Regions from separate parts of the Mus musculus genome. Here all the other regions are linked to region 1. A link is a loop called in an ENCODE intact Hi-C map of the cell type or tissue named here. Cell type or tissue: heart. All regions are shown on one strand.

Evidence for each region. A loop is a pair of places that touch in the nucleus more often than their neighbours do. Peaks named below come from ENCODE experiments on the same cell type or tissue, not always from the same donor. Only the 100,000 strongest peaks of a DNase experiment are listed, where the experiment ranks them.
Region 2: it touches region 1 in a loop (3-fold over the local background); 2 of 42 quality-filtered maps call a loop at or near these places.
Region 3: it touches region 1 in a loop (2.8-fold over the local background); 2 of 42 quality-filtered maps call a loop at or near these places.

Annotation. Positions count from the first base shown.
Region 1 is chr4:88,093,511-88,096,010 of GRCm38, reverse strand. Focad (focadhesin) reads right to left here and starts at 1,381. Exons shown (of 44, transcript NM_001081184.1): 1 at 1,336-1,381. In heart, a CTCF peak has its summit at 1,312; a DNase peak (open chromatin) is centred at 1,450; H3K4me3 peaks cover 1,606 bases; H3K27ac peaks cover 1,443 bases.
Region 2 is chr4:88,548,976-88,551,475 of GRCm38, reverse strand. No RefSeq gene overlaps it. Among named protein-coding and RNA genes, the nearest start is that of Ifna15, 8.0 kb to the left of the region's middle. In heart, a CTCF peak has its summit at 1,109 (motif pointing left); a DNase peak (open chromatin) is centred at 1,105; H3K4me3 peaks cover 736 bases; H3K27ac peaks cover 302 bases.
Region 3 is chr4:88,296,033-88,298,532 of GRCm38, reverse strand. It overlaps Focad (focadhesin), which reads right to left. Exons shown (of 44, transcript NM_001081184.1): 19 at 1,432-1,549. Among named protein-coding and RNA genes, the nearest start is that of Hacd4, 140 kb to the left of the region's middle. In heart, no CTCF peak of the experiment used is centred here; no DNase peak of the experiment used is centred here.

The DNA.
Region 1 (2,500 bases):
TTATCTCTATGGAGTATTTTTATATATAACAAAAAACTTCATGATTATTACACTTCAAAATTTAGATGAGTCATGGTACTTTCTTTGCAGAAACTGGATGTCAATCAAAATTGTAACCATGCACTCACTCGCTTGCTAGTCAAGTGTTTGTGAACAGAAACACTTGTCACTGGAGCATAAAATACACAATCATAAATGACATCATGTGTTTTTTACTTAGTTGGTTCCCAACTGCTAACACCGTTCAGTAAATCTTGAACATTTGTAAATTTTGTAAAATTTGAACATTCCAAAATTACAGAATACTTGTAATCACATCCCTTTACTTTTCCATAGGAAGCACTAGGATCACCCCTCAGGGCCAATGGGCTTTAGGGTTTATTAGAAGGAGAGGGAAAAGCAAAAAACAAAATTAAATAAATAAATAAATAAATAAACCAAAGCAACAAAAAAAAAAAAAAAAAAAAAAAAAAAACCCTTGGAATAAGGTCCAAGAGAGCTTCATCTTTTGCATCTAAATCTAGATCCTAAAAATGAACCACAAAAAAAAAAAAAATCCATCTCAAATCTTGTCAACTCAGACACTAGCACTGGCATATTAAATGCAAGCAAAGGCAGGTACTATCTATCCACCAAGGAACTCATTTTAAAAGTTTGCAATGAATGAGTCAATGACGGTATGATTTCACTGGATCCAAAACTACAAACAAGGGGTCAAGGCACCATGGCTGAAACAAACTGGGATTAAGTCCTACACAACCGCAGGCGCCTGCAACCGCTGAAGCCCCACAGAAAAACTCTTCAGAGCCAGAGACCTGAGTCAGAAAACAGGCTCTGCTCACCCAAGAGCCTTTGCATTAAAGTGGACAAAAACTGCGTCTGAGTCCCGGGGAACTCAGACAGTCACCCCAGGCCAGACAAGAGGACACCAGGATCTCTGGCGCTGCCCCGAACCAGCGACCGGGTTAAGGAGGGGTGACAACCGCAACCTGAGGCAGGTAAGCTAGACAGATCGTGCCAGCCTCTCCGGCTGCCAAGCCCCTCCACTGCCAGCGGGTCCTGGAGCCTTACACCAGGGAACCGCTTGAGGCCAGATCCTCCGGGAGCCGGACGCTTCGCTGGACCAGCAATAGGGGCAGCAGGTCAAATGCCCTGCCCGCCTCACGCGACGCCACGGCCTTGCCGCCACATGCTCCGCCGCGGGCCTGCACCCCAGCCCAAGTGGTCCAGCTTCGGTCGCCCTCGCCCCCGTGACCGCGGCTGCAGCCGGACCCGATGCGGCAACTGCCCACCCGGCTGCCGCCGGTGGACGGTCAGCCACGCCGCATGGCTTACCTCACTTCTGCCACAGGCACAGCCTGCTCCCGTGCCTGACGTGTCCCACGCACCGCCTCCACCGCTCGGAGGCGGGTCCTGTCGGAGACAGCCAATACGAAACCTACTTCAAGAACCAGTCCCGCCTCCTCTGCTGGGATGCCCGCCCCCTCGCGCGCATGCGTGACAAGGCCTTGGCGGCTCACTGCAGTTAGATGTTGAAGTGAAGCTGGGTCCCAGCCCTAGCCACAGCCAGACTTCGCAGGGGTGCAGGCTGATCTTCAGGCTCTGGGATGTGAAAGCAAAGGATCCTGTCTGGAGATGCCACTGCACAGAGCCAGGGAGTCCTGTTGGCAGCTTTAGGAGATGCAGGACAGCTTCTTGATATTTGGAGATTTTGTAAATCCTCGTGACTGGAGTGGGGAGGAGGGGCAGGGGGAGCGGGGTTGGAGTACTCATGATAGCTAGGGTTCAGAGCCAGCTTGCTTCCTGGAGCTGCTGCTCAGTGACTTCATTTCTTCCTGCTGTGCCCTTGCTTCTACTTGTATAGTTGTCAAGGCCCAGGAATTTCTGCTACGGGGGAATTTGATCTAAAGAGAGCTGGCTCAAAGAACTTTACCACGACTATTATTGTTATATAACATTTATTATAGCCAAGCATTTTCTTTAGCGAAATAGGAAGGAATGGTCCCACAGGGGAAGTCTGTGACACCTGGCACAACGCAGCAGAAACGAAAACAACTGCGTTTATAAATAAATAAATAAGTTAAAAGGAATAGAAATCTATTACCTGACTGTTTCTGAAACCCCATGCACTTTTAGAAGCATTAGGACGCTTTAAAAGAAGCCTGGGTACATCTCTAGAGATTCTAATTCTGTGGTAGGAATTTAGCAAGCAGTTTTGTAAGTTAAATTTGCAAGGTCATTATAATATGCTAACAGGAAATTCTTGGTTTCCTATACTTCACCTCAGAACAATAATTACATTCCACACACCATCTCTAGATCTTCCAATAACTTATAATGCATTCATTCTGTAAGAATTTATCTAAATTAATTTTGAACATGTTCCTGTATTCAATCGCTTATATCCTTGGGGACATGGGAGTTCTGTGAGATTTATAATTACCTTTTTGGTTTTATTAGTTTGATGATATTCCCATAAGTTTTCCAACTACACAAGTAC
Region 2 (2,500 bases), 460 kb before region 1:
GGTTGTGAGGATCAAGTCAGAAAGGAACGCTCCACCGTGGACTGCATTAGTCTCTGCCTCCAGATTCCTGCTTCTCTGAGTTCCTGCCTTCGCTCCCCTCAACAGATTCAGGATGCAGTAGCCAGATAAAGCCTTTCCTCCCCAAGTTCGTTTTGGTCACAGTGTTTCATCATAGCAATGGTAACCTGAACTAAGACACCGTGTTTTAACACTGTGACTTTAGAACTGGTGTGCAGTGGAGAGCTTTAGTTAATCATTCAATAGTACTAATTGCACCTGGCGAATTTTAAGATAAATCAAGGAGTAAGATATATGGTCAAATGGATGAAAAAAAAAAATAAGAAAGAATCTTCCTCACAGAATAAAGAACAAAACAGCATATTAAGCAGAGAAATACTATTATGCACGCTATATAACAGCAACCATTGATAAAGAAGACTGTCAAGAGAAATAACTTAATAACCATATACACTCAGACTTAAAGTAATTGGTAACAGAAACCCAGGCAGGCTATGCCAGCACATGCCTTATTCCCAGCGCCCGGGAGAGACTATAGCGTTCAAGGCCAATCAAGGCACATAGGATGATCTTGTGGCAGTCAACGTGCCTTCTACTGAGTTTTTCAGACCTCCAGAACAGTGCTTATTGATGGAGCATTGCCGTCCGTTCTTGTCCAAAAGAGAAATTCCGTAGACCTTTGGGACAAGTCCTGGAAAAGGTCAAACTTCCTCTGTCACAGGAGCAGCTGGGAGCCGCACTGCAGGGCTGCTATCCCTCCCATTTGAGCCCCTCCAGCTTCGCAGAATCCATTTCAGAATCCAGCCAAAGCCACAGTAATTCTCCTGCCTCCACTCTCTGCTTGTCCCGCAGGTGGCAGGTGTTTCTCTTCTCTTTGTAGTTTTAGTTTTCTGTCTCTATGAAGAATGAAAAGCAAAAGTTCTTAATAAAACAAAAAAACAAAAACAAAAAACTGCTCTACACAGTTTTGAATTTGTGTCTCGAGGAATATTTTGGGGGTGGAGTTGAATGCCCAGTCAGAGTGACGTGAAGATCCGAAAGTGAAAGGAATCGTTGGGTTTGCATCCTTGAGCAGTGAATGGGAGCGCGCCCCCTGCTGACTGCGCGTCACCTGACTGAGCCTACGTCCTAGGAGCCAGAGCTTGCTTGAGTGTCAGTCCATAAGTCAAATCAGATACTGGTTGGTTACTCTCACAAGCTCCGTGCCACCATTGTACTAACAGAGCTTGCTGGCGGACACCATAGATCAAAGGAGTTGTAGCTGGGTTGGTGTTTTACTGTTTTCCTTTGCGCATACATAATACTTTCCTGTACCAAAGATGCTAGCACATATGGGTGGAGATGTCCATTTGGGGCCCCGTTTCCCCCATTATTTGGCGATTTCATTTAGGTTGCCTTCATATATGTAAATATTTTAGGAAGCTTCTACTATATTGCCCCCATACTATCAAATGGGCCTTAATTTAGCTGTCTTCTCCCCATCTCCCGTCACTCATTCCCCTATTTACCCTTCCCCAACTTGATCCTTCCATTCTACACACACACACACACACACACACACACACACACACACACCACCATTCACCATTCATCCATAGCTCTCTATTCTATTCCCCTTTCCAAGGAGATCTATGTTTCCCCAATCCCTTGCTGCATACCTATTCTTGCAGTTCTACTGGTTATAATAGCTTGGTTAATATTATTTTAACAGCTAATATCTACATACAAGTATATATTTGTCTTTCTGCCTGAGTTACCTCACTTTAAATAACTTTTCTTTAGCCCCATCAGTATACACGCAAATTTTATGATTTTACTTTTAATGCTAAGTAAAATAATCCGTTGTGTAAGAGTAGCAGAAAATTGGCATATCTCGTTTTGCATTCTTTTAATTCCCCCCCTTTTTAACAATAAATTATTTATTTTTAGACAGAATGGCTGGTACACAGGTGTTCATTACATTGTCATGTGAATACATTCTCATTATTTTTTTAAAAAAGCATTTCAAGTGCATATTACATTTTTTACATCAGTGGATTGAAATTCTTAAATTTTAAATAATTCTTCAAATAGCCAATTTTTAGAGATACCAGCTATTGAAGTTCAGTTAATGGATTTAGTAATTCTTTCTTTTAACAGTGCGGGCTTCCTTTGTGGTTGGTGACAATCTTCCTAGTGAGGCTTTGTGGTATTTTCCTTTCTCCTTGTATCTCTCTTACTGATTTATCTTTCTTCCTGGTTAGCCCAAGGCTTACATAAAATATCTAATAGTTAGGATATGCTCACTTCATGTAACAGATGCTTAATTTCAATTGCCTTTAACGAGGCCCTGCTTTCGCATCAAGCCCTAAACTATGCTCTTGACATCATATTTTACTTCTGTTTATACTGTGTGTGTCAACTGACTAATGATTATAGCCATAGTTGTTTTTACTAACTTCCCTTCTACCATTTTAACTAGCATTCAAAGTGGTGACTTTAC
Region 3 (2,500 bases), 200 kb before region 1:
ATCTCACTACATATACCAGTTGAGCCTCAAATACACCATGCCTGGCAAAAATCTATCCCTGTCCTGTAAATCATGACCATCTGCTTCTGCCTCATCAGCACACCACACCTGTGTGCATCAGTGCACACACATTCTTCTATTGCTTATATTAACTAATTTACATTTGTATATTGTACAAATAATGTAGCCATTTATTTATAGCTCTGGAACTTTAATACTGTGATTCGTATACTTTATAGAAAGAACAAATTGTTCTGGAGAGATGCCTCAGCAGGTAAGAGTTCTTGTTCTTGCAGAGGACCTAAGTTCTATTCCCTACACTCATGTGGCAGCTCAAAATTGTCTGTAATACTTCCCCAAGCACCAGCTATTCATGTGGCACACAGAGATACAGGCAAGCAAAACACCCAAACACATACAATAATAAAATAAAATATTTAAACAAAAGAATAGACAGGGGCCTAGCATAACTGTCCTTTGAGAGGCTCATTGAACTCAGCAGTCAACGGGCAGAGATGCACACACTCATGCCAAACATTAGATGGAGCTCGGGTCGTCTTATGGAAGAGCTGGGAGAAACATTGAGAAACCTGAAAAGGACAGGGACTCCATAGGAAGACCAACAGAGACAACTAACCTAAACCCTTTGGGGCTCCCAGAGATTTAACCACCAATCAAAGACCAGGTCTGAGCTGGACCTAGGCCCTCTGAACATATGTAGCAATGAGCAGGTTGGTCTTCATGCAGGTCCTCCAAACAACTGGAGCAGGGAGTGCCCCTGAGCCTGTTACCTGCCTGCTACCTTCCTGTGAATCCCATGCCCCTATATGGACAGCCTAGTCTGGCCTTAGGGAGAGGTTGAGCCTAGTCCTCTGCAGCAACATGATGTGCTGAGGAGGGCTGGGGGGGTGTTTAACACTCAGAGGGGGGCTTCTCCTCAAAAGGGAAAAGAGGGGGTACTGAGAGGAGAGGAAAAGCTGATATTGGGTTGCAAGAGAATGAATGAATAAATTTAATTTTAAAACAAAATTAAATTCATAATGATAAAACTACAAGTAGATCTCTTAAAAGTTGACATTTTTCACTTAGCTTATAACAAAGAGACATTAATTAAAGAAGTGGCCTGGAGTTCCACAGTAAATCTGTTTTATACAATAACCAGCCTTTGAAATGAAATCTAGTTTTCATTGAGAACAACTATGTTCAGTTAAATGTTACTGTCATCTAATAGTTTTATGATGGTTAAAACATCATATTACCTAAGACTGCCCCTCTAGAACACAAAGGTACACTTAGCATTCATCTAGAAAGTATCTATATGAGAGTAAACAACAGCATGTGCACACCAAACAAACAAAAAATTCTCACAATTTCCCACACAGGCAAAACCACTGGAAAAGTCCAGCCCTGTGGTTGTCAAGTAGGAGTCACCTGGTAAAACCGAAGGGGCAGTGATGGTCAGCAGTCTGAGAAAGCACGCGCCAGGAATGGAAAGGTCCACAGATTCCTCTTCATCCAGCTCACCAGGAACAGGCATCTCTGGCCTTATCTGAAGTAAGTAAAGACATGTTAGAGAGAGTAAAAATAAGACATGTAAAATATAAATGTAAAATATAAATTACCGTAGACTTAATCAATCACTCTTCAATATCAAAAGACAATTTAAATAAAATTGTAAAGGTACCTTCATGAAACAGCAGGTATGGTGGTGTACAACTTTAATCCCAGCAGCTGAGAGACAGAGGCAGGTGAATCTCCGTGTGTTCAAGGCCAGTCTAGTCTACATAGTAAGTTCTAGGACAGCCATAGAGAGACCCTGCCTCAGCCACCACCCATCCCCACAACACACACACACACACACACACACACTTACTTGTCCTATACTAACTGAATGGTAAATTCATTTTATTTGATATGATCTTGGTTCCATTTAATGAACTGAGAGCAATACAATAGGAACATCAGCATAAGCAATTATTATAGAAAATGAATAAAACACCACATCACATAGTAAAGTAAGATATCAACACTGACATATTCAATGTGTTCAACTATTGTGGTTTACAGTTAAATATTTTGCTTATAGGATTTTTACTTTTCTTTGTGGTTTTAGAGGCTGGAGAGATGGCTCAGGAGTCAAGAGCAATTGTTTCCCTTCCAGAGGACCTGAGTCTGGATCCCAGCGCCATGCTGGGCAGCTCACCACTGTTTATGACTCTAGCTCTGGGCATTCCAACATATTCTCCTGGCCTCCATGGCTGCGTGCACATCTAACACACACATGCACACATGTACAGCAATACAAAATTTAAATTTTTAAAAACTGTTATTCCAACTATATCTCTAAGACAAAGTTTCAAATCTTCTAGTGACAAGCTTGTGACATGACAAAAGCTTTACTTGATATTCTTTGGACTTAGCAATAGTTGCTACGGAAAATAACACTAAAATCAGTAATCAGTAGCTTTGCTTTACTGTATGTAATTTGCATTTTGAAGTA